Linked DNA regions of Homo sapiens: region 2 is linked to region 1. The links are chromatin loops, found by intact Hi-C in ENCODE. Cell type or tissue: PC-9. All regions are shown on one strand. Links, peaks and the distances in the headings refer to the core of each region. The heading gives the core; the rest is flanking DNA. Region 1 overlaps BLOC1S5-TXNDC5 (BLOC1S5-TXNDC5 readthrough (NMD candidate)). Region 2 holds the start of LOC105374906 (a long non-coding RNA gene).

Region 1 (15,868 bases), core at 3,710-11,709:
TAAATTTCATATAAATAAAGTGTACAATTTTTCTGTCTCATTAGAGAACATATTTGCGGCATTATTTGTTAGCATGTCATTATCATAGGTTTTGACAGGATGGTAGGGAATAAATATTATTCCTTAATTCCATAGGTTTTAGAGTATGGAGGGATCATGTAAATTTACCTAAACTCCTCCCTTCCCATTTCATAGAGGCAGCAATAGAGCCCCAGGGATGTTGAGTGACTTATCCAAGATCAAACAATCAGCTAGTGGCACAAGCAGATTCTTAAATCAGTTATCACACTTCTAGAGCGCTGAGGTCTTTCTTCCATAACACACTGGTGTTGTTTGAGAAAGCTTCTATACATGAATTGGAGTTTCAAGTATGTTTCTGATACTAAGAGAGAAGTGAGGCTAGAGGACCCGAGATGATAGGGCATTCGAGTCATTAGGTGCAACTTGAAAAAAAAAAAAAAAGGCTTAGGTAGGAATGGGTTGATCACGTAAATAAACTGATGGATCGGCTGGGCACAGTGGCTCACGCCTGTAATCCCAGAACTTTGGGAGGCCGAAGAGGGCGGATCACCTGAGTTCGGGAGTTCGAGACCAGCCTGACCAACATGGTGAAACCCCCATCTCTACTAAAAATACAAAATTAGCTAGGGCGTGGTGGCGCGTGCCTGTAATCCCAGCTACTTGGGAGGCTGAGGCAGGAGAATCGCTTGAACCCGGGAGATGAAGGTTGCGGTGACCTGAGATCGTGCCACAGCACTCTAGCCTGGGCAACAAGAGGGAAACTCCGTCTCAAAAAAAAAAAAAGAAAAAAAGAAAAAAAGAAGGAAACTGACGGATCGAAGCGGCTGGGTTGGGCGGTAAACAGGCCGTGGGTAGGGAGGACAGAGAGGCGGCGTTCGCTCCTCTGGGACTTTTCACGCCTCGTTTTGTTTTTTTTCTTCAGATGTGGCTTTTTCCTGACGCAGGGTCCAAGCAGTCAGCTTGAGCTTACTCTTCTGTGAAAGCGGAAAGTCTCCTCTGAGGAAAGCGGTTGAACTTGTGGAGGGCGTGCGAGACGGGCGTTCTCCCCCATGCCAGGCGAATGGTGCGGCCTTGAGCTGGTCCAGCAGCCGGCTCGATGACAGGTCTGAGGGAGGCCCCAGAGGCGGCGGGAAGGTGGCCCGCAGAACGCGGGTTCTGTAAAGACACGTGGAGAAGATTCGATTCCGAGAACAGGAAGAGGCGGATGGAAAGACAGCCAGGCGGCTGCCGGGAAGGGGGCTGCCAAGATGGCGTCGGCCTCCTCCCAACCGTCGTTGGCGGTCGGTTTTTCATCCTTTGATCCCGGGGCCCCTTCCTGTACCGCGTCCTCAGCATCTGGAATCTTGAGCCCCACGGCATCTGAGGTGCCTTATGCCTCTGGCATGCCCATCAAGAAAACAGGCCATCGAGGTGTCGATTCCTCAGGAGAGACAACATATAAAAAGACAACCTCAACAGCCTTGAAAGGTGCCATCCAGTTAGGCATTACTTACACTGTGGGGAGCCTGAGTACCAAACCAGAGCGTGATGTCCTCATGCAAGATTTCTACGTGGTGGAGAGTATCTTCTTCCCCAGTGAAGGGAGCAACCTGACCCCTGCTCATCACTACAATGCCTTCCGTTTCAAGACCTATGCGCCGGTTGCCTTCCGCTACTTTCGGGAGCTATTTGGTATCCCGCCCGATGATTACTTGTGCTCCCTCTGCAGTGAGCCGCTGATTGAACTCTGTAGCTCTGGAGCTAGTGGTTCCCTGTTCTATGTGTCCAGCGACGATGAACTCATTATTAAGACACTCCAACATAAAGAGGCGGAGTTTCTGCAGAAGCTGCTTCCAGGATACTACTTGAACCTCAGCCAGAACCCTCGGACTTTGCTGCCTAAATTCTTTGGACTGTACTGTGTGCAGACAGGTGGCAAGAACATTCGGATTGTGGTGATGAACAATCTTTTACCAAGATCCGTCAAAATGCATATCAAATATGACCTCAAAGGCTCAACCTACAAACGCCGGGCTTCCCAGAAAGAGCGAGAGAAGCCTCTTCCCACATTTAAAGATCTAGACTTCTTACAAGACATCCCTGATGGTCTTTTTTTGGATGCTGACACGTACAATGCTCTCTGTAAGACCCTGCAGCGTGACTGTTTGGTGCTGCAGAGCTTCAAGATAATGGACTATAGCCTCTGGCTGTCAATCCACAATATAGATCATGCACAACGAGAGCCCTTAAGCAGCGACACTCTTCAAGTGTCAATCGACACTCAAAGACTGGCTCCCCAAAAGGCTCTGTATTCCACAGCCATGGAATTCATCCAGGGAGAGGCTCGGCTGGGCGACACCATGGAGGCCGATGACCATATGGGTGGCATCCCTGCTCAGAATAGTAAAGGGGAAAGGCTTCTGCTTTATATTGGCATCATTGACATTCTACAGTCTTACACGTTTCTTAAGAAGTTGGAGCACTCTTGGAAAGCCGTGGTACATGATGGGGACGCTGTCTCAGTGCATCGCCCAGGCTTCTACGCTGAACGGTTCCAGCACTTCATGTGCAACGCAGTATTTAAGAAGATCCCCTTGAAGCCTTCTCCTTCCAAAAAGTTTCGGTCTGGCTTATCTTTCTCTCTGCATACGGGCTCCAGTGGCAACTCCTGCATTACTTACCAGCCATTGGTCTCTGAGGAACACAAGTCACAAGTGATAAAGGTGCAAGTGGAGCCAGGTGTTCACCTTGGTCGTTCTGATGTTTTACCTCAGACCTCAGAATCCACCTTTGGAGGAAATCAGTGAGGGCTCACTATTACTGACCACAGTTTCTCACCTGTAGTTGGAAAGACTTTGCATATGCTAACTACAAGTATAACCTTGGAAAAACTTGAATGTACAGAGTCAGAGTTCACCCATTAAGCGCAAAGCCTCAGAAGACCTGGAACAAGATTCTGCTTCTCTGTGATCCCAAGATGTCAGCCCTTGCCCCAGCAATGTTGAATTTTCTTCTACTTGGTCATCAAAAAAGGAGTGTAAAAGAAGCGAGGTGCACTCTCCATCTTCTTCCTGAAGAAGAGCCTCCTATTCTTCTCTGTCCTCATAAATGGGCATTAGTGCCTTGGACAGTTGAGGACCACTCCATCCTCTCCACAGCATCCCCTCCACTCCAGAGTTGGGTGGCACGGATTTTCAACTGGCTAACCTTGGTTTCCACAACTGAATTTTTTTCAGACCCCCATTCTTCATGCTGGAAATGAGATTACTGGACTTGGCAGTTTTCTTTCCCCTCATCTTTCACCAGGAACTGGACTCTTCATTTCCTCAGGACAGACTAGCTGCCACATTATCCCCACCTTAGTTCTTTCTCTCTGATCCCTGGAAGAAAACCCCTGTAATCTCTGTATAGGTTTTTGGGGGATAAGGGTGTTTAACCACCTCCCAACTTTGTTTTTTTTTTTTTCCTGAAAAAAGGAAAAAGCGCACAGCACCAAATTTCAAGCCAGTTTCAGATCAAAAATCCAGAAGTGTTGACGAGATGCCTATCCGTAGGGTTCCCTCAGAAGAGCCACGGTGTTTGTGAAGGGAAAAGTAGTGATTGCTCTGCCAGAAGCAGCTCCTCTTTAAACTCCTCATCTCTTGATGAATTTCTTAAGGCTGAAGGAATGGAGAGAGTGGGACGTGGGGTAATCTTTACCACTTTTGTTAAAACATGAGGCAGCCATGGGTTGGGAGATCATAGCCCTTCCTGGGCAGAATCCTATTCACTGCCAGGCTATAATGATTATTACTGTTTTGCAATTTGAAATATATTCTGGTTGCTTTTCTAAATATGAAGACTTACCAAATGAATTTTAGATCATTCTCCAAAGGAGATTTTTTTGCTCTTCCCATCTTTTCCAACAGTGTTCTCCTGTTTGTGGTGCTAAGGTGAAGAGGGGACACCTCTGTCTGTTTAACAGGCAGTCCGTATCTGTGAGGCCAGCAAATATTTTCTTAAATTCATGGGGAGACAGTGGATTCTTGCCTCGGTGAGGTCATTGCTATGCCATATGTCCTACCCCCGTCTTCATGCAGAGAAGTTGGAAATGGGGGCTACATATGCCCTCTCCTCCCCACCTACAAGAGTTGTGGTTTTCCATCTGATCCTTCCACTGTTGTCAGGAGAAGAAGGGGGCCTGGTATCTCAGGCATATTGTTGAATTCCTGTTCTATCCCTTCTCTATCCCACCCTGCCTTGACAGTAGGTTAGCCCATACCCCAAATAACTTTCTATATTAGACACCCCCAGCCAGTTTCTGGCTGCCTGTCTTTGCTGCCATGTTCTTTTTTACAAGAAGGAAAGAAACAATTCTTGCTATTTTTTTCATAATTTACTATTTATGATGTATTTAAGTGTTTTATTAAGGACAGAGTTCTGTAAGGGGTGGGAGAGAATATTTGAGGGAGGGCTGGGTCTTAGGGAAAGGAATAGGGAATCAACATTTTAATGAAGTGTCTCTATTTGCTTCTACTTTGTATCATTCGGAAAAGGCAAATGCAATATAAAAGTGATATATGGTTTTAATGTAATAAACTTTTATCAGTTATTTAGAAAAAGAAAAGAAACCGATGGATCATTTTGACAACAATGAAGAAAGGAGACAGGAACAAGGAAAAGTTGAGGTTATCCTGTAAAGCATCTTAAAGCAGAAAGCAAGGCTCTTAGTTTGTAATTTAATACACCTGACTGTAATAATTGTAAAACAAGGCAGGAGTCAAGGAAGGGAGGCAGCTGACGATGCCATGTGTCTGTCAGCATAAGGCAAAGGCAGAGCGAGGTGAAAAGGCATGACCAGGAAAGATGACATGCATTGTCATAAATAAATGCAGAGAGAAATAATTTTTTTTTGTGAAAACGAACGGACCCATATACTTTATAAACACAGGGTACCACTTATTCTTCAAACTATCTAAACTAGTCATGGATGAGTTTTCAATGTTTTTATATGAGTTCTTTCATGAGTCCAAAATACTATTTCTTACATTGTGTCTTTCCATAACTTATCTGCCAATAAAGATACCTGCTAGGGCACCAGGAGCTTTAATGAGAGGCTTCTTTAATGTTATGTTACTAGCATGACTTCTGAGACACATTTATTCATCCACTCATATACTAAAGCACTCATTTGAGAAGCACTTATTAAAATTTATGCTAGAACTAAGGAAACAGATAAAAGACACAATCCCTGATGCCAAGAAGTTGCCTGCCTTGCTGATGGAATTTCCTAGTACCCCATGTTATTCTTGGCTGTGCAAAAATTAGATTTTTAAACTTTTATTATTGTCTAAAATTATGGGTTATACCATTTAGAGAAAAAAGCCTCACTACTGTTGCAGGTTGAGGTTACCATTGGGATATTAGGTATCAACACAGGCCCCATGACAGGATTTGAGTAAAAACCGTAGCCTTTGCATAATGACAAGTCTGTGTCACTTTTCCTAAAACTGTGTGAAAACAGAAAAATTACATCTTCTTCTTTTTTTTTTTTTTTTTTTTTTGAGACTAGTCTTGGTCTTGTTGTCCAGGCTGGAGTGCAATGGCATAGTCTCGACTCACTGCAACCTCCACCTCCTAGGTTCAAGAGATTATCCTGCCTCAGCCCCCCAAGTAGCTGGGATTACAAGCGCGCACCACCAGGCCCGGCTAATTTTTTGCATTTTTAGTAGAGATGGGGTTTCACCATGTTGGCCAGGCTGGTCTTGAACTCCTGACCTCAGGTGATCCACCCTCCTTGGCCTCCCAAAGTGCTGAGATTACAGGCGTGAGCCACCATGCCCGGCTAATTATATCTTCTTATTGCTTTCAAAGATCTTAATGACAATAAAGAGAGCCAACGCTCCATCCCAGAAGGAAGAAAATGACCATGTCACTTCTGAATGTTTGCTAGGATGCTAAAGTAAAAATGGGCTGAGGATATAAGAAATGCTAAAGTTCAGGTGGCATTGTTGCTTATAAGTCAATGAAAATTAAGTCACATTAAACATTCAGTTCCTTAGACACATTAGCCACATTCCGAGTACTCAATAGTTACATACGGCTAGTGGCTACCATATTGGACAACACAGATAAAGAACACTTCCCCCACTGCAGAAAGTTCTACTGGACAATGCTGGAAGTGAAATGGGTCTCCTAAAAAGCTTCAAAGGTAAGGTTGTACATGGTGTCGATGAGTTTGAGTAGCAAAGAAATTATTTTAAAATTATAATTAAATGTAATAAGAGATATTTTTAAAAATTCTGTTGGAACTTTTAAAGACATAATTTAGCCAAACAAAAATGATACAAATTTTCTCCTGGAACTTTGGGTGTTTGGGTGACTGTTTTGAATCTTGTCTGTGGGACAAGCAAGAGGCCGTGCCCCTGTGTGTGGCCACCAGATGGACCTGGGATCACTGACTGTGTTGTCTTGGAGTCATCCAGCTGTTGGCTGACAGAAAAGGGAAGGGCATTCACCCTGCATGCATATACATGCACACAGACATACCCTGCCTGCCTGTTGCCAGCTTCCATAACATGGGGGAGAAACTTTTAAAAAAGAAGGTCCTCTCATTTATGTGACTAAAGTTTTGCCTTTGAACTAGTCACATGGAGAAACAGAATGGCCTCATCTGCAGTAGATTTTAGTTAATGCAATTTATCTGGCTCATGTTGACATACTATACTATTCTACACTCTACTTACTTGCTCAAATCGAAGTCAATTTGATACATCCTACTCTTGATCTTAAAATATAAGACAGTAAATGGGTGCAGTATTTCTTGGGTTATTTGGATGAATGAGACCTAGAACAATATGAAACCTGTTACTGGGGCCTAAATGAGATTGGTCAGTGCTGGTTTCTTTTATGTCTTCTGTCTACCCCCTGGTGGAGGGATTCATTACTAGTCAGAGCCAAAGAAGGAAAGAGAAAGAGAAAAAAGCATGAATTATTTCCTGAACATCTATTCAGTCCCTCAATAATCTTGGGTTTGTTGTTTATACGAGAGTGCCAGCTCAACGGGAGAAGAGCTGAAACCCATTATTTCCCTTTGAACATGTTCTTCACCGGGAATGGCAGGAGGAGCAGAGCAGCAGGAGGGCTGTCCTGCCAAAACGCTGAACTTGGAACTGAAGGGGCCATCGCTCTGGGTGCAAAAAAAGAGTTCTGAGCTTTGCTGCTCTGGCAGGCCTGGAATCCTTCCCTTGGCTGTGGATAATACCTAATGATTCAGAGGAAGTACTGTCAACTCTTCAAAGCAGACCTAGCTAATTGTGTAATGTTATTCTGAGGCACTGGGAGAAGCCAAAAAAGAAGGGAGGCTGGGGAGAAATTCCTTCCTTTGCAATGATCAGCTTACATCCTGCACCATCAGATTTGATTATCCTTATCTTTTCTTGCATAACTACAAATGTTATGACTGGTCATAGTGACCAGACTTCCAAAAAAAAATCCAGCCACAGTATTTGACTCTATGACTGCCTCTGGCGGTAAATTCCTTAGACTAGCTACATGCTGTGCAAAAAGCTATTTCCTTTGATTTATTCATTTCCCAGTTCTTAACTCCATCAGGTGCCCCCTTGATCTCACATTAGAGAATGAGGCAAAAAAAGAAAAGGAAAAAAGAAGTCTGTTCATTTTGCCTTATCTCCTTGCAGTTAGGAAATGTAAATATCCACTAACCTCTTTTGCTCATATTGCACAGTAATTTTTAAAATTAACTCCTTTTAACTAGCTCTTTTTTTTAATTGAATAAGTAATACAAGGACCTGATTAAAAGATTTAGGCACTACAGGCTGGGTGCAGTGGCTCACGCCTGTAATCCCAGCACTTTGGGAGGCTGAGGCTAGCAGATCACGAGGTCAGATCGAGACCATCCTGGCTAACACAGTGAAACCCCATCTCTACTAAAAATACAAAAAATTAGCTGGGCGCGGTGGCGGGTGCCTGTAGTCCCAGCTACTCGGGAGGCTGAAGCCGGTGAATGGCGTGAACCTGGGAGATGGAGTTTGCAGTGAGCCGAGATCGCACCACTGCACTCCAGCCTGGGCGATAGAGCGAGACTCCATCTCGAAAAAAAAAAAAAGATTTAGGCACTACAATAAATAGAAAAAGGAAAAGTAAGTATCCCTCCCATTGCAGACCTGCAGACCCTTGATTCCTCAGACCCTACCCTGAGGCAGTCATCAGTACCAGCTGCTGGTATACACTCTAGAAATATCCAAATGCAAGCATGTGTGCATTTTCTCCTTTTAAAATGTATCTTTCTTTTTCACATAATAACATCTTGGAGATCATTCCATATTATCATGTTTAGTGCTAACCCATCCTTTTTCATGGCTGCATAGTATTCCCATTCAAATATACCACACAATTGATTAACCAGTTCCATATTAATGGATATTTATGTTGTTTCTAGTATTTTTCTCATATGAAAAGCTACAACAAAGACCTCTGTACACATCTTAACAAGTATGTGCCATACCTTGTTAAGCACATACCAGCCAGTATGTGCATTTTAAATGTTGATAGATATTTTCAGATCGCCCTCCAAAGAGGTTACATCAATTTATACTCTCCTTTGAGAGTATGTAGGAGTATGTAGGAGTCCTCTTCCTCACTTCTTTGCTAACATATATATTAACTATAACAAATAACTAATAATATTTTACAATCTTCCATCATATGACTGTTCTGCCTGAAAAACCACACAAGATGCAGTGACCTCTACGTAACCATCAGGTCCTGACATTAAGCCTTTTGCCCAGTCTCCTGTAACACCACTCTCACCTGTATAAGCCCTAACATCTAATAGGGAAAACAAGCAAGATGAAAAAAAACAAAGAAAACGGGTTACATAAACTAACGAACCAGCGCCACCTACACGTCCCTGGGCTTCTGTACCACCAAATTCGTGAACTAGCCAATTTGCACCTATAACTGTTTGTGTATGTGTTTTGGGGGATGGAGTTACCAAAAGATTCCTAAAACGGTCTGCGATTGCTACTTAAAAAAGATAAGCATCAGTGATCTATGTAATTAAAAAGAGAGCAAGAGAAAATTAAAATTGGAGGGCTGGATGCAGTGGCTCACGCTTGTCATCGCAGCACTTTGGGAAGCCGAGGTGGGAGGATTGCTTGAGGCCAGGAGTTCAAGAGCAGTCTGGGCAACACAGCAAGACCCCTGTCTCTACACAAAAATAAATTAGCTGGGTGTCATGGCATGTGCCTGCAGTCCCAGCTACTTGGAAGGCTGCAGCAGGAGGATCGCTTAAGGCCAGGAATTCAAGGCTGCAATGAGCTATGATCACACCACCGCACTCTAGCCCAGGCAACAGAGCAAGACCTTGTCTCTAAAAACAAAAAAGAAGGAAAAAAAAAACTGCATAAAAATCCAAATCCCTGATTTTATGGCTTAATGTAGATAAACTAAGTATTACGGTATACTTAACTACTAATATGTAAAATAATGAAATGACTCTAGGGCAGTGATTCTCCGATTTTGGACTAGAAACATTTCTAAAACAAAACCTGCGACCCAAAGTGGTCTTTGTCAAAGTTCTCTTACTTCAGATAGAGACATTAACCAAAAAATAGCTACCATGATCTGTCATCATTTCATAAGGCAATTTCAATACCAAAAAGTAGAAAAGCTATAACATGATAGTAAAAGGCAGTTCCTTAAGGTGGATAAATTTAACTCTATCTCAAGTTCACTGCTCTAACCCTCATGTTCTCATTTCACCATCCAGTCTGAGAATCCAAATGACACACACGGGAAAACTCTGTCCTGTAGGATCACTGTCCGTGGACTGGCATTTGAAAACTACTGCTATCAGGAACCTTTGCTTAAATTCATAAAGGCCAGGGATTCTTGCCTCTGTCTTGTATTTTATGTGTGTAGTTTAGAAATCTAGAGGAGACAGCCCCTAATTTTCAGTTCTGGATTTGCCGCTAATTAACTTCAGTTACTGAATCCTTCTATGAACTTCAGTTCTTAATATCAGATAAGAATAACACCTTTCCTGTCTATTTCACAGGACTGACAGGTTCAAAGAAATTCAATATGTGAGCAAGTTTTTTTGTAAACTATCATGCTTAATATAATGATTAAGTACTAACATTTATCAAGCATTTTTAAAGTGCCAGATGCTGTTCTAAATGCTTCCCAAATGGTATCCCGTCCAGCCTTTTTGGCAGCCAAGTAAGGAAACTGAGGCTCAGAGAGGATAAAGAATATGCCAAGTTCATACAGTTAGTGAGGAATAAGGTCAGGAATGGACCCCATGACTGTCTGGTTGCAATTCCATTTTTTTTTTGTTTTTTGTTTTTTGAGACAGGATCTCTCTCTGTTGCCCAGGCTGGAGTGCACTGGTACAATCTCGGTTCACTGTAATCTCCGACTCCTGGGTTCAAGCAATTCTCCTGCCTCAGCCTCCCTAGTAGCTGAGACTACAGGCACCCGCCACTGCACCTGGCTAATTTTTGTATTTTTAGTAGAGAAGGGGTTTTGCCATGTTGGCCAGGCTGCTCGCGAACTCCTGACCTCAGATGATCCATCCGCCTTGGCCTCCTGAAGTGCTGGGATTACAGGCATGAGCCACCACACAAGGCCTAATTCCATATTCTTAATCATTCTGATATACTCTTTCGTAATTAGTGATATAATTATATCATTGCAATTCTCGTATGCTACTGGCTGAATACTGTAGCTACTGGCTGAACATGCAATATTAATTAACAATTTGTCAGACTCAGGCCCTTCTAAGTCAGCAAGACCTCCAGATGATAGCTTTCAGCTTAATAAACAAAGGATTTGCTCAGGATCCATTCAGCTAATAGATGCCACTTTTTATGTTCAGATATTAACCTCTGTAGATAATTACATGCCCTAGCAGGTAGAGTGCTAGTCTACATTGCTAAGAAAAACGATTGGGCATTATTGCGCTCAAGCTGGAAACATGTCATTGGGTAAAGATGTAAAAAAAATAGGAGGAAAATGAGATATACAATCAGAAATGTCAAGCCTTTTGAGAAGTGTAATGAATTTGCTAAATCTTTAGTAAATTGTACACATGCATTAAAACAGTATATGAGGCTTGCTGAGCTGAAAACTTACACCTTAAGTGACTCTGTGGTACACTATATTTTTCTCATACATTTTATTTTGTGATTTATTTAGAATAAAACATCACCTACTTTTTATTTTACAGAAGGCAGAATCGTTTTTAGTTAACATTGGCTTTCAGCTTTAGCATGTCTACAGCAGAGAAATACATTGTGGCATTAGTGCCAGGGCAGGGGCTGCTAGTAGAAACGGCAGCATCCAGAGTCCAGCAGCCGTGTGTGGTGGCACGGCCAGCACCAGCATCCTCCATGTGCGTCCTTTCTTTGGACGTTCTGGTTTTGCTCCCCGCAGCACAAGACTACATTACCTCATACTTTACTTGGCAGTTTCCCAAGTAAACTTCCAGCACCCCCACCCTTCCCCTCTTTGCCGCCTAGAGCAATGCTTTCATCATGCTATTCTCCGTCTAGGAACTAGCTGGCTTTCCTGGTCTCTGTGGCATCTGGTCTGAAGTTCTCCCTTCAAGGTCCTACATAATTAGCTTCCATCTGCTTTAGCCAATTAATTTTTCATGACTTCATCAACCCAACCCTACTTCAGGCATGCAGGGGACGTCACCTTTCTTTAGCAGACAAAATGCTTATTCTTATTCTCCCATCTGGAATTTTCTACCTGCTCCCTCTACAGGGTAATATACTACAAAGAATGTAGACTTTGGAGTCAGACAAGATGTCGCTATGACTCTCAGTCAGATTATCTGTCTCTCTTTCTATATATATTTAAACACATACTGAGTGGTTACAGCATATGAAAAACTGTGTGAAGTTCTTTGTCTCATTAAGTAATTTATTCATCACTCTATACCTGTGAGGTCACTATTATTAAGTTCCCGGTTTACAGATGAAACAATGGAAGCACAAGGAGACGAAGGGCAGCCAGTCAGTGAGGAGCTGAGATTCAAATCTAAAACTGCCTGGAATTCAGAGCCAATCGTCTTAACCATGACTTAGGAGCATCTCACTAGTTGTATAAACTTGAGCAAACTGCTTAACCTCTCCAGTCTTTAATATTCTCAGTATAAACAGGGATATAAATGTCTACTCAGCAGGATTAATGAGATTATGTGTATAAAGTTGCTATCAAAGAGTCTGGCATTCAAAAGAGGCTCCACAAATGTTTCTGTCTTGTCTCTTTTCTGCCCATTTACATTCCATTCATCTTTTACATCCTGCCTCTTCCATGAAGCCTCTTTGGAAGACGCAATGACCTATTTCAGCCTACAGTGATTTCTTCCTCCTGTAAAATCCAAGCGTTCTAAAATGTAGTTTTAAACTGTTTCCCAACTATTTCATTTAACTTAGCCTTTGCTTCCTCAACAAAAGTTTTTTTACAGGGCAGTAATCACATATTATATACCTCATTTACACTCCCTGTAATTAGCCAAGTACTGGATACATGTTGACTGGCCTAGTGATACAGTCCCTGCATGCAGTCTAAGACAGATGTTGCTTTAGAAAAATTTCATTCTATATTTAACAATGCTTATAAAAAAGTATATGGCAAATATAAATTCATAATCTATCACTTGTCCAGTATAAGTAACAATGAATTAAAAATTCACAGACTTGAATTTAACTTTCCTACCTGTGTAAGTCTGTGCTATGCCTAGTCATTGAAGACTAACAGACAATTGGTATTTGCTTACCAAGCTATACTATATCTTGCCAAATTTCAATATTACCAAGAAAATAATGACCATTCCAGAAAACATTAATAACACTTATCCTTAAATATAAACAGCAGCCCATTAGGGCTTAAGTGCGTCACAGACAGCTTCATCGAGTTGAGTATTCATGGCTGGCGATTTCCCTCTGAGGTAGCTATGAAGACTAGTAAGGTAACTGGAATTTATAGAATTGGGTAACTAGTGTGTTAAGCCAATCCTGGGAGTGAGCCAAGATAAGAAAGCCAAAAATGATTCCACTGCTATAAACTAAAGCCAAACAATGAAGACAACTGATTTAAGACTCCAGACACTGTTCATTCTCAAGTTCTTAACTAGGCCTAGACCACTGAAATCTGGCTCCAAAATATTCCACGGAATGAACGATGTGCCAAGGCCTATGCCTGGCCCTCCTCCACCCAGGACTGCTTTCCCCACACCGCAGGCTGCACAGCCCCACTCGCTGTCCCTTGGGGCATGGTGGCACAAACCCTACTTCTGCTTTTAGCTTTTGTCACTGACTCTTCTTCAAGAGGTAATTTGACCCATTACCTTTTTAATAAAACAAATTGACTCATTCCACCTATAGCTTCTCAATTTGAGTCTCCTGGCTTGAAAAGAGCCAGTGGGAATCAAGGAACAATGAGAAAGGTAATGGATTTTCTAACATGGATGTGTGGCCAACCACATCGTTCGGCCAGGCAGTGGCCAGGCCAAATGGAAAGATGCCTTAAAGAAAGAAAACCTCAATTTAGCGATTTCCATAATTTATGAGGAATTGGTAAATTTCTGATACAATCAGAAATAAGCATTTTTATTTTTTAATTGTTTTGTGGAGATGGGGTCTCACTATGTTGCTCAGGCTGGTCTCAAACTCTTGGGCTCAAGTAATCCTGCCTTGGCCTCCTGAGGCTAGAGCCACCATATCCGGCTGCCTGAAATAAGTAGTTTTAAATGCCAGTTTCACACTATACTTGTAAAAGTTATACATTTCACTAGAGCAAATGTCAAACAAGTTGATTTTGAGGCGGAATGAAGAGACACGACATCGATACCTAAGCTTCCACACAGGGAAGAGGATTTACGAAGACCCAGAAAGCCAGACAGAGAATGGTCTATCTTTCCGGGAAAAATGCCCAGAGGCAGCCGATGAAACCCCCTAAGTAATGCTGCAGTGTCTCAAGTCCCTCTTCAATCTGCTCAGTGTTCCTCCCTGTGACTCTTATATCCAATTTATTACACCTTTCACTCATGGGGGAGGATATGTCAACACAGAGGCAAATGCAAACATTCAGATGAAATGTAAAACACAACCTAGTTTCCAAACAGCTTTCTAGTTGGCCTTGTACAGGCTCAACAGCCAGATGACTATTCTCAATTTTTTTCTCATCCCTGATTAAATACAGTACCGACTTCCTTTCAAATGAGAATTCCAGAAAGCAATGTCTAAACATTAGCAATCTTCCTAATTGTTATTCTTTGCCATGGGTACCATCAGGCTACCTTGGTGATGTTTAGATTGCTAAGGATTATAAAGATGCCTCTTCATAGGAGTATCTACCAATCCACATTCAAGGGGCCCAAAAAACTCTCACACTACCCCAAAACATGTTTTGCTGAAATAGATATTCATTCTTCTTTTTTTTTTTTGAGACGGAGTCTTGCTCTGTTGCCAGGCTGGAGTGCAATGGCACGATCTGGGCTCACTGCAACCTCCGCCTCCCAGGTTCAAGCAATTCTCCTGCCTCAGCCTCCCAAGTAACTGGGGCTACAGGCATGTACCACCACGCCTGGCTAATTTTTTGTATTTTTAGTAGAGACGGGGTTTCACCATGTTAGCCAGGATGGTCTCAATCTCCTGACCTCGTGATCTGCCTGCCTCGGCCTCCCAAAGTGCTGGGATTATAGGCGTGAGCCACCGCACCTGGCCAATATTCATTCTTTCTAAAAGTTTGCATTTCTTATCTGGAAAGTCTGAAACAGAAGTCCCAAATTCTCTTTAGGAGTAAAAGGAAAACAATGTTGTAAAATAAGAATAGTTCAATAAACTGCAAGTAATCTCTGGGATGCTTCCCAAAAGTGTACAAAAAGGAACCCAGGGCCATCATCTCCCAAGAGGCTGTAAGGCAGTACAAAGACAAACAGCTCACCATGGCCAGAGCCCCTGTCAATAGCGCCGAGTGCTTGGTAATTTATTACCTCTGGTCCCTGGACTGCAGTGAAGGAAACTGGAATGTCATACCTTCATTCACAACACTGTCTCATGGAATTATTTTTTCCGGATTCCTTGGGAAGTTAAAGTATTTGAGAAGAATATCAGGAACTGTTGTTTCAGCCTGTTTTGTGAGTAGATAATTGCCTTCCAACTCCATTATTTCAGGAAATGATGTGTGCGGCATTGTTCCTAGATGAGGGGAGCAATGTGTTTTAGCAAGACCCATACATGCATATGAAAACAAAACAAAACAAAAGGCATGCAGTCTAAGTCACTTCACTCAACTCAGACTTTTAAAATCTGGTCTCTAGATAAGAGGCTGGCCCCAGACAACCTACCCACATACCAATAACATTCTTTTGAAAGGGTGTAAGCAAAATTTGTTTTAAGAAGTGAGAAATTTTTACCAAAATTACTAAATGTGGTAATAAATAACTTCGACAAATTAAGTGCTATCAAAATGGGTTCAGCAGAGACCTATTTGAAAGGCTAAATTTTTCTCTGATTTGGGTCTGAGTCAAAGACCAGCATGGGAACTAGAAGTAAAACACATTTCATCCTGAAAAATACCTTTGATTCCATGGAATATATTAGCTGATCTTCCTGAAATGTGACATCATTTGTGGTACCAGCTGTATGGGTGTGCCATCTAAGGATTTACTAAACTAGTATTTCTTTGGTTTAATATGTATTTTAAGACCACAGAAAAAAGTCTAATCCAACTAAGTGGTCCAAGGGGAACTGTTATGGACTTCATTCTAAGAAGCTTAAATTTCTTATGATCATGACCTGTTGACCTTTTAATGGATGGATTACACAGAGCAAATTCCCAAATGGACATC
Region 2 (15,868 bases), core at 4,963-12,962, 320 kb before region 1:
GAATGAATATATCACAGTTTGCTTATTCATTCATCAGTTGGTGTACATTTGATTCCACTTTTCGGCTATTAGTGAATGACACTGCCACAAACATTCATGTACAAGTTTTTGTGTAGACATACATTTTTCATTTCTCTTGGGCATATACCAAGAAGTGGAATTGTTGGATCATATGATAGCTCTATGTTTAGCATTTTAAAGAACTGCCAAACTGTTTTTCAAAGCAGCAACCCACAGGCAAAAGCTGGAAGAATTCCCCTTGAGGACTGGAACAAGACAAGGATGACCACTCTCACCAGTACTATTCAACATAGTACTTGAAGTCTTAGAGCAATCAGGCAAGAGAAAGAAATAAAAGCATCCAAATAGGAAGAGGAGAAGTCAAGCTATCTCTCCTCATTGATGATACGATTCTATACCTAGAAAACCCTAGAGACTCCGCCAAAAGGCTCTTAGAACTGATAAACAACTTCAGTAAAGTTTCAGGATACAAAAATCATTGTACAAAACTCAGTTGCATTTCTATACTAATAACATTCAAGCTTAAAGCCAAATTGAGAATGCAATCCCATTTACAACAGCTGCAGAAAAATAATAAAATATCTAGGAATACATTTAACAGGGAGGTTAAAGTGTTATACAAGGACAAACACAAAACACTGCTGAAAGAAATCGTAGATGATACAAATGAAAAAACATTCCACACTCATGGTTTGGAAGAATTCATATCATAAAAATAGCCATACTGCTCTAAGCAATTTACAGGTTCAGTGCTATTCCTATCAAACTACAGGCATCATTTTTCACAAAACTAGAAAAAACTATTCTAAAATTCACATGGAACCAAAAAAAAAGCCTGAATAGCCAAAGCAATTTTAAGCAAAAGAACAAAGCCAGAGGCGTCACACTCCCTGACTTCAAACTATATTATGAGGCTATAGTAATCAAAACAGTATAGTACAAATGGACATGTAGACCAATGGAACAGAATAGAGAACCCAGAAATAAAGCCACGTACCCATAGCCATCTGATGTTTGACAAAATCAACAAAAAGAAGCAATGAGGAAAGGACTTCCTATTCAATAAATGGTACTGGGATAGCTGGCTAGCCATATGCAGAAGAATGAAACTGGACCCCTACTTTTCACCATTTACAAAAATTAACTGAAGATGAATTAAATATTTACATATAAGACCTCAAACTATAAGAATCCTAGAAGAAAACCTAGGAAACACCATTCTGGACATCAGCCTTAGGAAATAACTTACAACTAAGTCCTCAAAAGCAATTGAAACACAACCAAAAATTGACAAATAGGATGTAATTAAACTAAAGAGCTTCTGCACAGCAAAAGAAACTATCAAAGAATAAACAGGCTGGGCGTGGTGTTTCCTGCCTGTAATCCCAGCATTTTGGGAGGCCAAAATGGGTGGATCACTTGAGGTCAGGAGTACAAGACCAGCCCCTGGCCAACATGGTGAAACCCCATCTGTACTAAAAGTACAAAAATCAGCTGGGCATGGTGGCAGATGCCTGTAGTCCCAGCTACTTGGGAGGCTGAGGCAGGAGAATTGCTTGAACCCAAGAGGTGGAGGTTGCAGTGACCTGAGATTGTGCCACTGCACTCCAGCCTGGGCAACAGTGTGATTCCATCAAAAAAAAAAAAAAAGGGTAAAACAGACAACCTACAGAATGGGAGAAAATATTTGCAAACTATGCATCTGACAAAGGTCTTACATCCAGAATCTATAAGGAACTTAAACAATTGATCAAGCAAAAACCAAATAACCCCACTTAAAAATGGGCAAAAGACATGGACAGACACTTCTCAAAAGAAGACATACAAGCAGCCAACAAACATATTTAAAAATGCTCATCACTAATCATCAGAGAAATGCAAATCAAAACCACAATGAGATACCATCTCTTACCACTCAGAGTGGCTATTACTAAAAAATAAAAAGATAACAGATGCTGGTGAGGCTGTAGAGAAACAGGAACACTTAATACACTGTTGGTGGGAATGCACATTAGTTCCGCCACTGTGGAAAAAGCAGTTTGGAGATTTCTCAAAGAACTTAAAACATAAACCACTTGAAACTTAAACATAAACCATTTAATCATTTAAAACTTAAACTATTTGACCCAGCAATCCCATTACTGGGTATATATCCAAAGGAAAATAAATCATTCTACCAAAAAGACACATACAATCACATGTTCATTGCAGCACTATTCACAATAGCAAAGATGGAATTAACCTAGGAGTCCATCAATGGTGGACTGGATAAAGAAAATGTGGTACATATACACCGTGGAATACTATGCAGCCATAAAAAATAATGAAATTCATTAAAAAGAATGAAATCATGTCCTTTGCAGAAACATGGATGCTGTTAGAGGCCATGATCCTAAAGGAATTTAATGCAGGCACAGAAAACCAAATACTGCCTGTTCTCACTTATAAATTGAAGCTAAACATTGGGTATGCATGGACATAAAGATAGCAACAGGCCAGGTGAGGTGGCTCATGCCTGCAATCCCAGAACTTTGGAAGGCCAAGGTGGGAGGATTCCTTGAACTCAGGAGTTCAAGACCAGGCTGGACAAGATAGCAAGACGCCATCTCTACAAAAAATAAAAAATTAGCTAGGCATGGTAGTTCACACCTGTGGTCCCAGCTACTAAGGAGGCTGAGGTGGGAAGATCGCTTGAGCCCAAGAGGCTGAGTCTGCAGTGAGCTGCAATTGCAGCACTGCATTTTAGCATGGATGAGAAAGTGAGACTCTGTCTCAAAAAAAAAAAAAAAAAAAAAAGATGGAAACAAATAGGCTACTAGAGAAAGAAGGGAGAGAGGAGGGCAAGGGTTGAAAAACTAACTATTGGGTACTGTGCTCCGTACCTGGGTGATGGGATCAATTGTACCCCAAACCTCAGCATCATGCAATATACCCAGGTAGCAAACCTGCACATGTACCCTCTGAATCTAAAATAAAAGTTGGAAGAAAAAAACTTCAAAGCAGCAGCCCTATTTAACATTCTCCCCAGCGTGTATGAGGGCTCCAATCCCTCCACATCCTCACCGACGCTTGTTATTGTCTGTCTTTTTGAGTACAGTCTCCTAGCAAGTGTGATGTGGTCTCTCATTGTGGTTTTGATTTGCATTTCTCTAATAACTAATGATATTGAGCATCTTTTCATGTGTACATTGACCAGGCCATTTGTATATCTTTTTTTTTGGAGAAATGTCTATTCGAATCCTTTGGTCATTTCAAATTTGGGCTGTTTTCTATTATTCAGTTGTAAGAGTTTTTATGTACACATAGAAGTTTTTAGATACAAGTCTCTTATCAGATATATGATTTGCAATTTTTTTTCTCATCCTATGGGTTGCTTTTTCACTTTCTCAATGGAGTCATTTGGTATGCAGAAGGTTTTAATTTTGATGAAGCCCAATTTATCTATTTTTTTCTTTTGTCATTTGTGCTTTTGATGTCATATCTAAGAAGCCATTGCCTACTAAATTTATGTTTTCTCTGAGAGTTTTGTAGTTTTAGATCTTACATTTAGGTCTGTGTTGCATTTTGCCTTAATTTTTGTATATGGTGTGGGGCAAGAGTCCCACTTGGTTCATTTGAATGTGGATTTCCAGTTGTCCGGCACCATTTGCTGAAAAGACTATTGTTGCACCATGTAACTGTCTTGGTCACACTTAACTTTTATTGGCCAGTTTTATCATTTTCAGCTTTTCATTATCTTTTTTTCCAGAATTGAACTGACCTTGGGAATAACCATCCGATTCCATTGTCCTTATAGTTACGATTTCATCCAAATTTCTTAAACAATATCAATGCAAAAATTCTAAAATATTAGCAAAGGGTATTCAGCAGCACATTAAAGAGAATACAACCAATTCAGGATCATAGGAATGCAATTTATCATGTACTTAAAAAATTCTGATTAGTATTTTTGTTGAAATTATAGTAAGCTCTTTTTATTTTTTTTGAGATGGAGTCTTGCTCTGTTGCCCAGGCTGGACTGTAGTGGTGCGATCTCAGCTCACTGCAACCTCCGCCTCCTGGGTTCAAGCAATTTTCCCTGCCTCAGCCTCCCGAGTAGCTGGGATTACAGGTCACCCCAGCTACTTTTTTGTATTTTTAGTAGAGACGGGGTTTTGCCATTTTGGCCACCACACCCAGCTAATTTTTTGTATTTTTAGTAGAGACGGGGTTTTGCCATTTTGGCCAGGCTTGTCTTGAACTCCTGACCTCAGGTGATCCACCTGCCTCGGCCTCCCAAAGTGCTAGGATTACAGGTGTGAACCACTGTGCCCAGCCGAAATTATAGTAACTGTATAGATTCATTTGGGGATAATTGATATTTAATAAAATTAGGGCTTCTTGTTCCAAAACAGTGTATCTTTTCTCATCTGTTCAAATCTTACTTGACAAATTTTGCTTATATATATCTAATATCTTTGACATTACTAATTTAGATCCAAAACTATAAAACTATAGATGAAAAGAAAAGAGTAAACCTTTTGAACTTGGCTTAGGCAATGGTTTTTTATTTCATGTTTAATTATAGACATGTATATATTCTGAGAAATGTGATTTTGTCATTGTGGGAGCATCTTAGAGTGTACTCACACAAACCTAGATGGTACAGCCTATTACTTTCCTAGGCTGTATGGTATAGCCTATTGCTCCTAGGCTATAAACCTGTACAGCATGTGACTATACTGAAGACTGTAAGCAATGGGAACACAACATTAAGTGTTTGTGTATGTAAACATATCTAAACATAGAAAAGGTAGGATAAAAATATGGTATTAAAATCTTATGGGACCACCATTGTATATGTGGCCCATTATCAGCCGAAATGCCATTATGTGGTGTATAACTGTATTGGAAAATAGAATTTTCTTCCGACTTTTTCTGGACTGGTCTCTTTGTATGTAATTAGCCACCTTCTGTAATATTTTTGTGTTGTTTGTTATATGTTTCAATTGATTTGCTCCTGTTTTATAGCAAGATCATATCATGCGTGATTACATTAATAGACTTCCTGATACTAATTTTTTTTCCATCAATATTCCTATGTGTGATTGGCCTGGAGTTTTCTTCTATTATCTTAAACAGATTTTTATATGAATGCAGGGAAACTTCATTTACAAAAAAGAATTGGGATGTTGTCTTATTTGTACTTGCTCCAAAAAGTTTAAATAGGTTTGGGGGTTATTTAATCCTTACAGATTTAGGTCTCTGTGAGGCCATCTGAGCTTTTCTGGGTGTGTATATGTGTGTGCACACACCCCAGTTTGGTTAGCTCTTTGACAGATGTCTTAATTCCTCTTACGGTAATTAGTCTGTCATTTTTTTCTCTTCTGAGGTTGGTTTCACAATTTACACTTTCCTAGAAAAATCACCTATTAGAAATGTGCATGCACTGAGTCGAGCACACACCTGCACTGGCCTTCACTGGTATGCCACCACGTGCGCCTCTGGTGAAAGCTTCACTGACTTAGTGGCTATCTTGGACCCGGGACGATCTGTGCTCCTCCTGCTGCTACCTACAGTGGGGTCCTCATTGGCAGCTGGGCAGGAGGTGATCCAGCTCCAAATTCCCATCTCAGCATCAATGTTTTTTGGTTATCAGACCCTCCTTTAAATGCACGGGAGTCAGTATACCTTTAAAATAACACCGGCTGGTGCTGCTTCTTCTCTCCCCCTCATTTGGCTTCCTTAGAGTGGAAGCAGGGCGGGAGCCTTAGACAGTGTAAGATGGCTCTAGTTTACCTGATTAGTCCTGTGAGCTGGCACAGGTTCTCCCCGGGGTCTGTATTTGGGGGTGGTGGGGGCAGTAGAGCTGATCATCTCATCTCACTCTGGACACGCTTGGGAACTATGCAGGAGGTAGAAATCCTAAGACTGAGCTCATCATGGCAATCCCATTCTCCTCGTAGGTGGCTGGTTCAAGGGAGGGCATGTATCCCTATTCTGGCCAATGGGACTTGAGAAGATGTCCTTGGGGCGACTTCTGCACAATGATCAGCAGCCCCTGTTCTGTCTACACAATGTGTCAGTGGTTGCTACAGCCATCTTGCAGCCAGTCTCAGGATGAAACCAACACATGAAGCCATGAAAATCACAGAAATGAGCTGACGTCCTGATGGGCCTAGAGCTGCCCTCCTTGGGTGCTTCTTATGTGACATATTAAGCCCCTTATTAGTTGTATCAATGCCAATTAGGATTTTCTACCACTTGCAGCTGAAGACATCCTAAGGACTATACTTGTAAGTGGATTCTAAGTGCAGCTATTTCTGTTTCAGATTCAGCTAGGTCACCACTATAGCAGATGCCCACTTCTCTGACCCGCCGAAGGAAGATCGCTATGTGGGAATTGTAAAAGAGATTTCCAAAAAGCAGTTTTGTAACTTTTGGCCACGTGTCTATCCAAGAGTATCAAAGAGTTGAGGCAGTTATCCAGGAGGTCTGAAATCACAGAAGGTGTTTGGAGAGCGTGCTTAGCACTCTGTGACTTCTGCTCACACTTCGTGGGGAAGGGATGGAGATGCCTCCTCCCTTTCCCTCACTTCCAGGCCAGGGAGGGGAGCTTTAATGGGATCTCAAGGAGCTAGACATTTAATTCACAGAGCCGAAGGGGCATGGTGGACTGATGTTTTATTCATGCCTAAAAATTCTAAAGGGTATGAGAATGTGATTGTGGATGGCCTGGACTCATGGACAGAGTTCCACAGAGCAGGTATGTACCTGGCCTTGTGATAGCTCCTGTGGGGTTACTTTAGATGCTGCCTCATATGGGCTGAATTGTGCTCCCTCCATCACTAAATTCATGCGTCGAAGCCCTAAACCCTAGAACTTCAGAATGTGACTGTTTGGAGATAGGGTCTTTAAAGAGGTAATTAGGTTAAAAAGAGGTCATTAGGGTGGGTCATAATTTAATATGACTGGTGTCCTTACAACAAGAGGGAAATCAGGACACAGAAATGTGCATGCACAGTGGGAAGACCATGTGAAGACATGGAAAGAAGACAAGCTAAGGTGTATTAGCTTGGGCTGCAATAACAGAATAGCACAGACTGCATGACTTCAACAACAGAAGTGTATTTTCTCACAGTTCTGGAGGCTGGAAGTCCAAGATCAAGGTGACAGCTGAGTTGGTTTCTGGTGAGATATCTCCTCCTGTCCTGCAGATGACTGCCTTCTCACTGTGTCCTCATTTGGCCTTTTCTCTTTGTTGTGTGGAGATAGAGAGAGCCCTGGTGTCTCTTCCTCTTCTTATAAGGAAACCAGTCTTATTGGATTAGGGCCCCATACATATAACCTTGTTTAGCCTTAATTACCTCCACAAAGGGCCTGTCTCCAAACACAGTCACATTGCGGGTTAGAGCTGCAACCTATGAATTTTGAAGGGGTAAAATTCAGTCCAAGGCTCAGCCTGGTGGCTCACATTTGTAATCCCAGCACTTTGGGAGGCCTAGGCAAGAGGATCCCTTGAGGCCAGGAGTTCAAGACCAGCCTTGACAACAGAGCAAGACCCTATCTCTCCAAAAAAAAAAAAAAAAAAAAAAAAAAAAAAAAGTTTCTTTGTGTCTGGTTAATTAATTTAAAAATAAAATGAAAAAAATGTAGCCGGGTGTGCTGGCACAGTTGTAGTCCCAGCTACTCGGGAAGCTGAGATGGGAGGATCGCTTCAGCCCAGGAGCTAGAGGCTGCAGTGAGCTATGATTGCACCACTGCACTCCAGCCTGGGCAACAGAGCAAGACTCTATCTCTAAACAAAAACACAAACACAAAAACAAAACATAGAAGAAAACACCAATGCAGTATCACAGAAGGTAAGAGTAGGGCACATTTTTATGCTACCCCGAGGCAGGGATTCTCAAATGTGGACATGGCTAACATTTGGGGAGATTATTCTTTGTGCTGGGGGCAGCTCTGCGTTGTAGGATGTTTAGCAGCTTCCCTGGCCTCTTCCCACTAGACGCCGTAGCACACTCCACTCTACCCAGTTATAACAACCAACTATATCTCTGGACATTACCAAATGTCCTCCTGGGGGCAGAATTGCCCCTGGTTGACAGCCACTGTTTTAAGGAGGCAGAGGTTAAGAAACAGAGGTTTGGGCTTTACTTTTAACTCCATGTTTTTGCAGTGTGTCAATTTTTTGCAGAATACAAGTATTTCTTCTGTTTAAAAAATTAGGAAAAAAAGGAGTAATAATTTGGTCAAATGCTGTAAGCATTTGCAGGTGGCCCAGAGGTGCTGTTGGTGACCTGTGGCATGTTCAGAGGTATGGTGGGGAGATGACACCAGGTGACCAGGATTCAAAAGGGCCGGGAGAGAGAGGAAGCTGAGGTGGTGGAGGCCCAGCATTCGACAAGGAGAGAGGCGAGGAAAAAGCAGAAATAAATGAGTGATCATAAAGCTTCTCAAATACTACCATTTTCCCTAATTTTAAAATCCCAAAGAAAGGCTTTTCTCAATTTGCTTTATATAAGACAATTTTGGAAACATCTGAAGTTTGGCAGCAATTCCAGGAGAATTTGGCTCTGCAAATCCCAGTAGCTAATTGTACTACTGTTTGCCAGGGCCACAGACTAGGGTCGTTACACAGGACTTTATTTCTTCCCCGTTCCGGAGGCTGGAAGTCCAAGATCCAGGTGCCGGGAGGCTGGAAGTCCAAGATCCAGGTGCCGGGAGGCTGGAAGTCCAAGATCCAGGTGCTGGCAGGGTTGGTTCCTCCTGGGGCCACTCTCCTGAGCTGTAGATGCCATCTTCTCCCTGTGTCCCCACCTGGTCCTCCCTCTGTGTGTCTCCGGGTCCTAATTTCCTTTTCTTATAAGGACACCAGTGAGATTAGATTAAGTCCCACCCTAATGGCCTCACTTTCACTTAATTACCTCTTTTAGGGCTCCATCTTCAAATAGAGTCAAATTCTGAGGCACTGAAGGTTAAGATTTCAGCATATGAATTTTGGGGGGACATAATTCAGCCAATTGCACTAGTGACCATCTCAGGGGTCTGTAGAGCCAGCTGGTTCCCTACAACCAGTGCTCCCCATCTCCATTACAGGAGCCACTGCAGGTAGCCCCAGGTCATGGTGGCCACCACGGACCACTGCCTTCAGCACCCTCCCTCCCTCCTCCATCTCTTCTGTCATCCCCCACAGTGACACACACATTACTCTCGTGGATCCTAAATGTGAATCGACTGCTCCTCATTCATCCTGGGTGTACCCAACATCTTCGAGTCATCTCAGGGCCACTCCTATTTGTTGCTTCGATCTTTGGCTACTTGAACTTAAAGGGGTCAAATAAACAGACTTCAAAGCCATGGTGCATATAATAACGTTTGGAATTCAGGATGTAGACAGGGAACCTCCCTAAATGTCACAATTCTCTTAGCCCTATAGTAAGGCATGCCCCACATTAGAAAATAACAGCTCAGAGGAGGTTTTTCCCTGGGGATAGCTATGTCTCTAGGAAAATGTCCCATTCACGATGAGTCACCGCTGAGAGAGCATCAGCTCATGTTTTTGGTAATTTACTAATAAAATGGTATCTCTATTAAATACATATATAGAAAGGTAAAAATAGATTGAGCATTTTCTAAATAGCTCTGGCTCAAGGTAAGGTGGTGAAGGAGTTGTTAGTTCTTTTGGAGCAAAATAAAGCTGCTCTTCCTTCATCCCCAACCACACTTCAACTTCATCCTAGGACAAACAAGAAATCCTCCAAAGAAAGAAAATGAAAATGCTGTTCTTGACTGGATTGCTTCAGAAATATGCTTGGACTTGAGAGTTCCAGCTTTTCTGGGATTCATTCTTACAGAGTCTAACCCTTGTGGTTTTTTGGTAGGAGGCAATTTCTGTGCTGGTTATGATTTGAAGGAGCTGGCCCACAGCTCAACCTTGCTTAAATTGGAACAAGATGTCACCAGTGGTCTTGCTCCCATAGTAGGTACTAGAAAATAGATTCTTGATGGATGAATTTGAGGCCATTCCGGGAGACTCTTGTTAGTTTCCATGACTAGAAATGACACCACCATTCTGTCATTGCGTTTCAAGTGCCTTGTACCACGCAGGGAGTGTGAGTTGTAGTGGGTGGTTTTTTTTTTCTTTTCAATTTTTTTTTATTTCAAGCAATGAAGGTAATGGCAAAGAATTTTTCATAAAAACAAGTGACAAATTTCACTCGAGTTACTGACACATAGAAGGAAAAAATTAGTTTTTGCTTTGAAGCTAACCAGAAACAAATGGGACTGTTTCTCCAAAGGAAAAGTTGGAGTTTAGTTATGATACATCCCCTCCCAGAAATCTAGGAAATTATACATACTGTACCCTCTGTTTATAAGAATATGAATAACATGATTGTGTGCACAGGGTCAATTGCAGTTCAGATGAGAATTTACCGCTGCTGAGCTGCAAATGGATAAAGACAGAGAGAGCTGCTGTTAACCCCTTATTAACACAGCCCAAATGCCTTTCTTTAAAGGAAAACTTAGACCAAAAGCTCCTTGAGGCCAGGAAAGATGTCTTCAATATCTTTAGATATTTCCCCACCTCCAGTGCGGGTCCCGGTGGTTGGCACACAGTAGCTGTTCAAGTGAATGAACGAATCACTTTTGATCAAAAGAAGAAGCAGGGCTTGTTTTTCAAATTGAGAAATGGGAGTGGTTGTATTGTAGCTGCATTGTTGAGTCTCCTGTGTGCCACGTGATCCAGCAGGAGAATCATAACCGGGCTGAGCCCACTCTCTCCCATGCTGACAGTGCTCTTAGCAGCCGCGGCCACAACACGACCTCAGTGACAGCAGCCACGGCGGGCCAGGATCTGTGCTAAGGGTTTTCCATGCCTCCGTTGCACGTACCCTAACAACCACCCAAGGAGGGGGTGTTGTCTTTGTATCCCAGAACGGTTAAGCAGCTTACTTGGGATCACACAGTAAGTAGCGTGGCAAGAACTTGCACTCAAGCTTGTCTGAGTCCAAGAGCCACCCCAGCACACTGCTCACCATGGTCTTCCCAAAGGGATCGGGCTTATTCAGAAAGCCGATCAATTGGAAGGACCACGTAGTCACCGTAGAAGAGCTTGGGAAGAGTGTCAGGCAGTCTCAGGGGTATTTAGGGTCTCCAGGGTCCACTCCCTGGCATTCCTGGAGGGCTCTAGTGAAAGCGTGATTATCCCGGGCAGCCTTCAGCAGTGGAACAGCAGGGAACGCCAGGGTTAGGAAAAGCCGTGGGAGGGAGGAAGAAGCTGGAAGGGAGGGCATGCCCGCCTGAAGCCTGAGTAGCCTCGGGGTGTGCAGGGGTGGGGAGTGGTGTTTTGGACGCCGGCCTGGCCCCACCCTGCTGACTGCCCCTGTGGGAGGAGGGTGGGGCCGTGAAGGGAGGGTTGTTTATAAGCACCTCTGGCCTTTGAAAAACACCAGCTGATGGCGCCACTTCCTTCGCTTCTAGTGTAAGGCCCCTCGGAGTCAGTGTCACTCCAGCCACCTGCAGTCCCCAGCCCGGGCTGGGGCGGAAACGCAGGGCAGCAGAATGAGCGCGGGTTTTGAAATCCAGCTGTGATTTGGACCAGCTGTGGGCAGATTACTTAATAGCTCTGTATCCTTCTTGGGAGTAATAATACCCACCTTATGCAGTTCTTGTGAGAATCAAAATGAGTCCAAGCATGTGAAATATTTAATGCCTGGCATTTGAGAAATGTTCAATAGTAGTTTCTATTCCAAACTCGCCCATCCTCAGCCCACAGTCAGGGTGGCTGTTCCCCATTGTAACCCTCTTGAGTGCATTACTGATATGCTCTAGGGTATGCTTGAGAGAGGATATGGGAATTTTCCTTCCACTCTTCACCTAGGTTTTTACATATGATCCTTATTTGTGGAGTGGTAGCAGTAAATCCTTGAGGGCATGCATGCCCACGGTTCCGCTCCATGTTTATTAAAGACCTACTATGTGCAGACACTGCTGGGGACAGAAAAATGAATATGACATAGCCCTGCCCTCAAGAACCTTATAGTCCAGCTGAAGAGATAGACATACAAATAAGCAATTTAAATATTAGGCGTTAAATGCTGTGATGATGGTGTGTACAGAATGCTAAGACAGCACAGAGGAAGGACAATGAGCATAATCTTGGAGCTGAAGATAATGTCCCCAGGAGGGTACGGTCTGAGATGAGTCTTAAAGGAGCCAGGAGAAGTTAGCCAAGGTGGTGACCTTGGACTTATCCAATGAACTAAGCTGGAACCGCATTTCCCAGAATTCCCTTCCCTGTGTGGCTCTGGGCTCAGACTGACCCCATGAGAAATGTGCACGAGGTCTGGAGGGTAGAAGGAAGGCAGCAGCTGTGTAGATGTTCCTTGTGTCAATGTGGAGCCGGGTAGCTCACGCTTGTTTTTGCAGATCCACAGACTTCCCTTGTTGAGGTGAGGCAGCGCCTTCGACGTCTCTGACTCCTAGGCCAGGTGTGTGTCTAGCTCCGTGATGGAAGGTGCCAGCTTCCCTTGTAAGTGACCAGCATGGGCTCTGCTTCACCCTTCCGGGCTCCCAGCTTACCCAGGTGAGTTCTGGTTTGCTCTGGCTCTCCCCACTTCAAGCCTCTTTCCTTCCTAACTTCCTGCCCTGCTGACTTCAGGCCCAGAGCCAGATGCAGAAACAACAGATGTGTGTAAACTGTTGAACCAGCTCCTACGATTGCATGGGTGGGGGTGGGGAGTCAAATCCTGTAATAAATCCTTTGTTTGAGATCACATTGAATGATTCTACTTCTCTGGTTGAATCTCTTTTTTTTTTTTTTTGAGACAGAGTCTCGCTCTTGTCACCCAGGCTGGAGTGCAATGGTGCGATCTCAGCTCGCTGCAACCTCTGCCTCCCAGGTTCAAGTGATTCTCCTGCCTCAGTCCCCCAAATAGCTGGGATTACAGGCACCTGCCACCATGCCTGGCTACTTTTTGTATTTTTAGTAGAGACAGGGTTTCACCATGTTGGCCAGGCTGGTCTCGAACTCCTGACTTCAGGTGATCCACCCATTTTAGCCTCCCAAAGTGCTGGGATTACAGGCATGAGCCACTGCCCCCGGCCCTCTGGTTGAATCTTGATGGATGGACCAGTTAAGGATGGCTGAGGAAAAAGGTCCACACAGGAGGAATAGAACGAGCAGAGTTATGAAAGGTGGGGCTCATGCAGGGAACCACAGGTGGCTTGGCATTTCTAGAAACAGAATGAGAAGCAGAGAGAGCAAGAAGACGCTAGAGAGGGAGGAAATGGCTGGGCCGTGGAGGAACTGAATGGCATACTGAACGTTTGGCCAGTGCAAGATACAGCTGAATGAAGGAGGCTTCTGTATGCGTGGCGATGCTGCTGTGAAGTTTACGTGACCTGTTACGGTATTTGCTGTTCTCTGAATAATGTTCCACATGACAAATTTACTTCAGAATACAGTCCTTTTAAAAATGTTGATTCCTTTCTACAGTCAGATAGCAAGAATTAGGTGATATATTCTATCAGGACAGGGTAGGTTATACTGTCTAATAAATAAACCACCTATTTCAGTGGCTTCGTGATAAAGGGTTTGTCTTCCTCATGTCATGCTGGGCAGATGTTTTTCTTTGGTGACTCTTTATCAAGCAGTGTCTCAGGGCCCCAGGGTCCTTTTATCTCGTGACATTGCAAACTTAAATGTGTGGCCTTTGAGACTGCCAAGAAAATGAGATCGCAGATTGTGGACAATCTTGCCGGTCGGGGTGGGGTGGGTCACCGCTGGGCCTGAGTGTGGCTTCTGTAACTTCCAACAGGTCCTCACAAGTAGCACCCAGTCACCCGTCCCTAACTGCTAGCAGGCTGGGGAATGTGGGCTGGGAAAAGGAAAATAAAATGAGATCTGATAAATACATAGCATTGTATCTGCCGCTATTATCAGTTTGGAAGCTTTTCTTTACGGCTCCATCCCAGTAAAACAGTAACGGTGCTGGTGCATAGTTGAAATGTGTAGGCTTCCTTTTCCATTACACCATTTAGATCTTCTGTCCTTATTTCCATGCTTTTAGGTATTCAAAGACAAAAAACAACTTGAATTTTTCACATCACAAGTGAGTGCTTCTATTCTTCCATTTTAAACTACTCCTCTACTTCTATCTAGACGGGTGGCCCTAGCTTAACAAAGAACCTTTATATGAAAACACATGGTTGAAGGTTCTCTTTTTTCTTTTCTTTTCTTTTTTAATTGAGACAGAGTCTTGCTCTGTTGCCCAGGCTGGAGTGTGGTGGCATGATCTTGGCTCACTGAAACCTCCACCTCCTGGGTTCAAGCGATCCTCTTGCCTCAGCCTCCCACGTAGCTGGGATTACAAGTGCGTGCCACCACACCTAGCTAATTTTTGTATTTTTAGTAGAGACGGGGTTTCACCATGTTGGCCAGGCTGGTCTCGAACTCCTGATCTGAAGTGATCCGCCCATCTCGGCCTCCCAAAGTGCTGGGATTACAGGCGTGAGCCACTGCACCTGGCCCCAAGATTCTCTTTCTAGAATGCTTTTCTTTTGTGCCCTGGGATGAATACTTGGGTTCCAGGATTGTTTGGATTACAGAATATTAGCTAATGAAAATGTAGAGTGGTTGCTTTTCATAATTATGCAAATATAGAGAGCAAAGAAGTTACAGGTGACCAAGCGCATCATCATCACCCTTCCTATGTCTGTTTGTCTTGAGTCTCCCCAGTCACAACTCATTTACAGGGAGGCCAGCACAGGCAGGATATTACTGGTGTTTTGATTCATGGTTTAGAATGTATTTCCCCTTAGACATAGGGTTACAAACAATGATTAGGTGTATCTGAAAGAGAACCACAAGTCTTATCATCTTCAGGCACATGATGGATTAAGCAGGTGAAATAAAACCATTTGTTACATTAACTGTGGCAATTGTATTACAAGTTCCAGACAAAGAACCTAAACTTTTGGAAAAGGTGCTTTATTTATTTATTTTTTTCAATTTCCAAGAGGTTCTAATTGCAGATTTTCAGGCCATAATGTTTCAAAGATCAAAACAATAATGTAAAATGCTTTGAATTATAAGATATTACACAAAAGATAATTCTGTTCTAATTTTTTGTAGAGAACCTCAGATTGAGCATTGTGATATTGTGATGGTTAATTTCATGTGTCAGCTTGGCTAGGCCACGGTACCCAGAGAGTTGGTCAAACAGCAGTCTAGATGTTGTTGTGAAGGTGTTTCATAAATAGATTAACATTTAAATCAGTAAAGTATGATTAAAGCAGGTGACTGTCCATGACATGGGTGGGCCTCATCCTATGAGTTGAAGTCCTTAGGAGAAAAGACTGAGGTTCCCCGAGGAAGAAGGATTTCTGTCTCTAGGCTGTCTTCAGACTCAAGCTGCACTGTTATTTCCTTTCTGGGTCTCCAGCCTGCTGGCCTTCCCTGCAGGCTTCAGACTTGCTAGACCCCGCAGCAGCGTGAGTCAATTCCTTAAAGTTATCTATCCATTATCTATCTATCTATCTATCTATCTATCTATCTATCTATCTATCTATCTAAATATCATCTATCTATCTAACTATCTACCTACCTACCTATCTATCTATCCATCCACCTATCTACCTATCATTTTCCTACATTCTATTGGTTCTGTTTTTCTGGGGAATCGAAATAGAGACATATTTTCGAGCAAAGGAAAACAGCCAATATTTACTAATTTGCATCTAAAAATATTAAAAATTGTGCATCCACATACAAAATGTTCTTTGAGAAACACAAATCCAATTGATGACGGAATTTGTTATTTCTTTGTCGTCAGCCATCTTCCATCTTCTCCTATTTTCTATA

Evidence for each region. A loop is a pair of places that touch in the nucleus more often than their neighbours do. Peaks named below come from ENCODE experiments on the same cell type or tissue, not always from the same donor. Only the 100,000 strongest peaks of a DNase experiment are listed, where the experiment ranks them.
Region 2: a loop joins it to region 1, with 5 times the contacts of the local background. A loop is called at or near these places in 3 of 110 quality-filtered maps.

Annotation. Positions count from the first base shown.
Region 1 is chr6:7,985,269-8,001,136 of GRCh38, forward strand. All of the region lies in intron 4 of BLOC1S5-TXNDC5 (BLOC1S5-TXNDC5 readthrough (NMD candidate)), which reads right to left. It also overlaps the pseudogene PIP5K1P1. Among named protein-coding and RNA genes, the nearest start is that of BLOC1S5, 71 kb to the right of the region's middle. RefSeq lists an enhancer at 676-1,177. In PC-9, for the core only: a CTCF peak has its summit at 6,918 (motif pointing left); a DNase peak (open chromatin) is centred at 7,493.
Region 2 is chr6:7,661,862-7,677,729 of GRCh38, forward strand. LOC105374906 (a long non-coding RNA gene) reads left to right here and starts at 10,788. Exons shown (of 4, transcript XR_926437.4): 1 at 10,788-10,969; 2 at 12,433-12,589. In PC-9, for the core only: no CTCF peak of the experiment used is centred there; a DNase peak (open chromatin) is centred at 9,350; H3K27ac peaks cover 590 bases.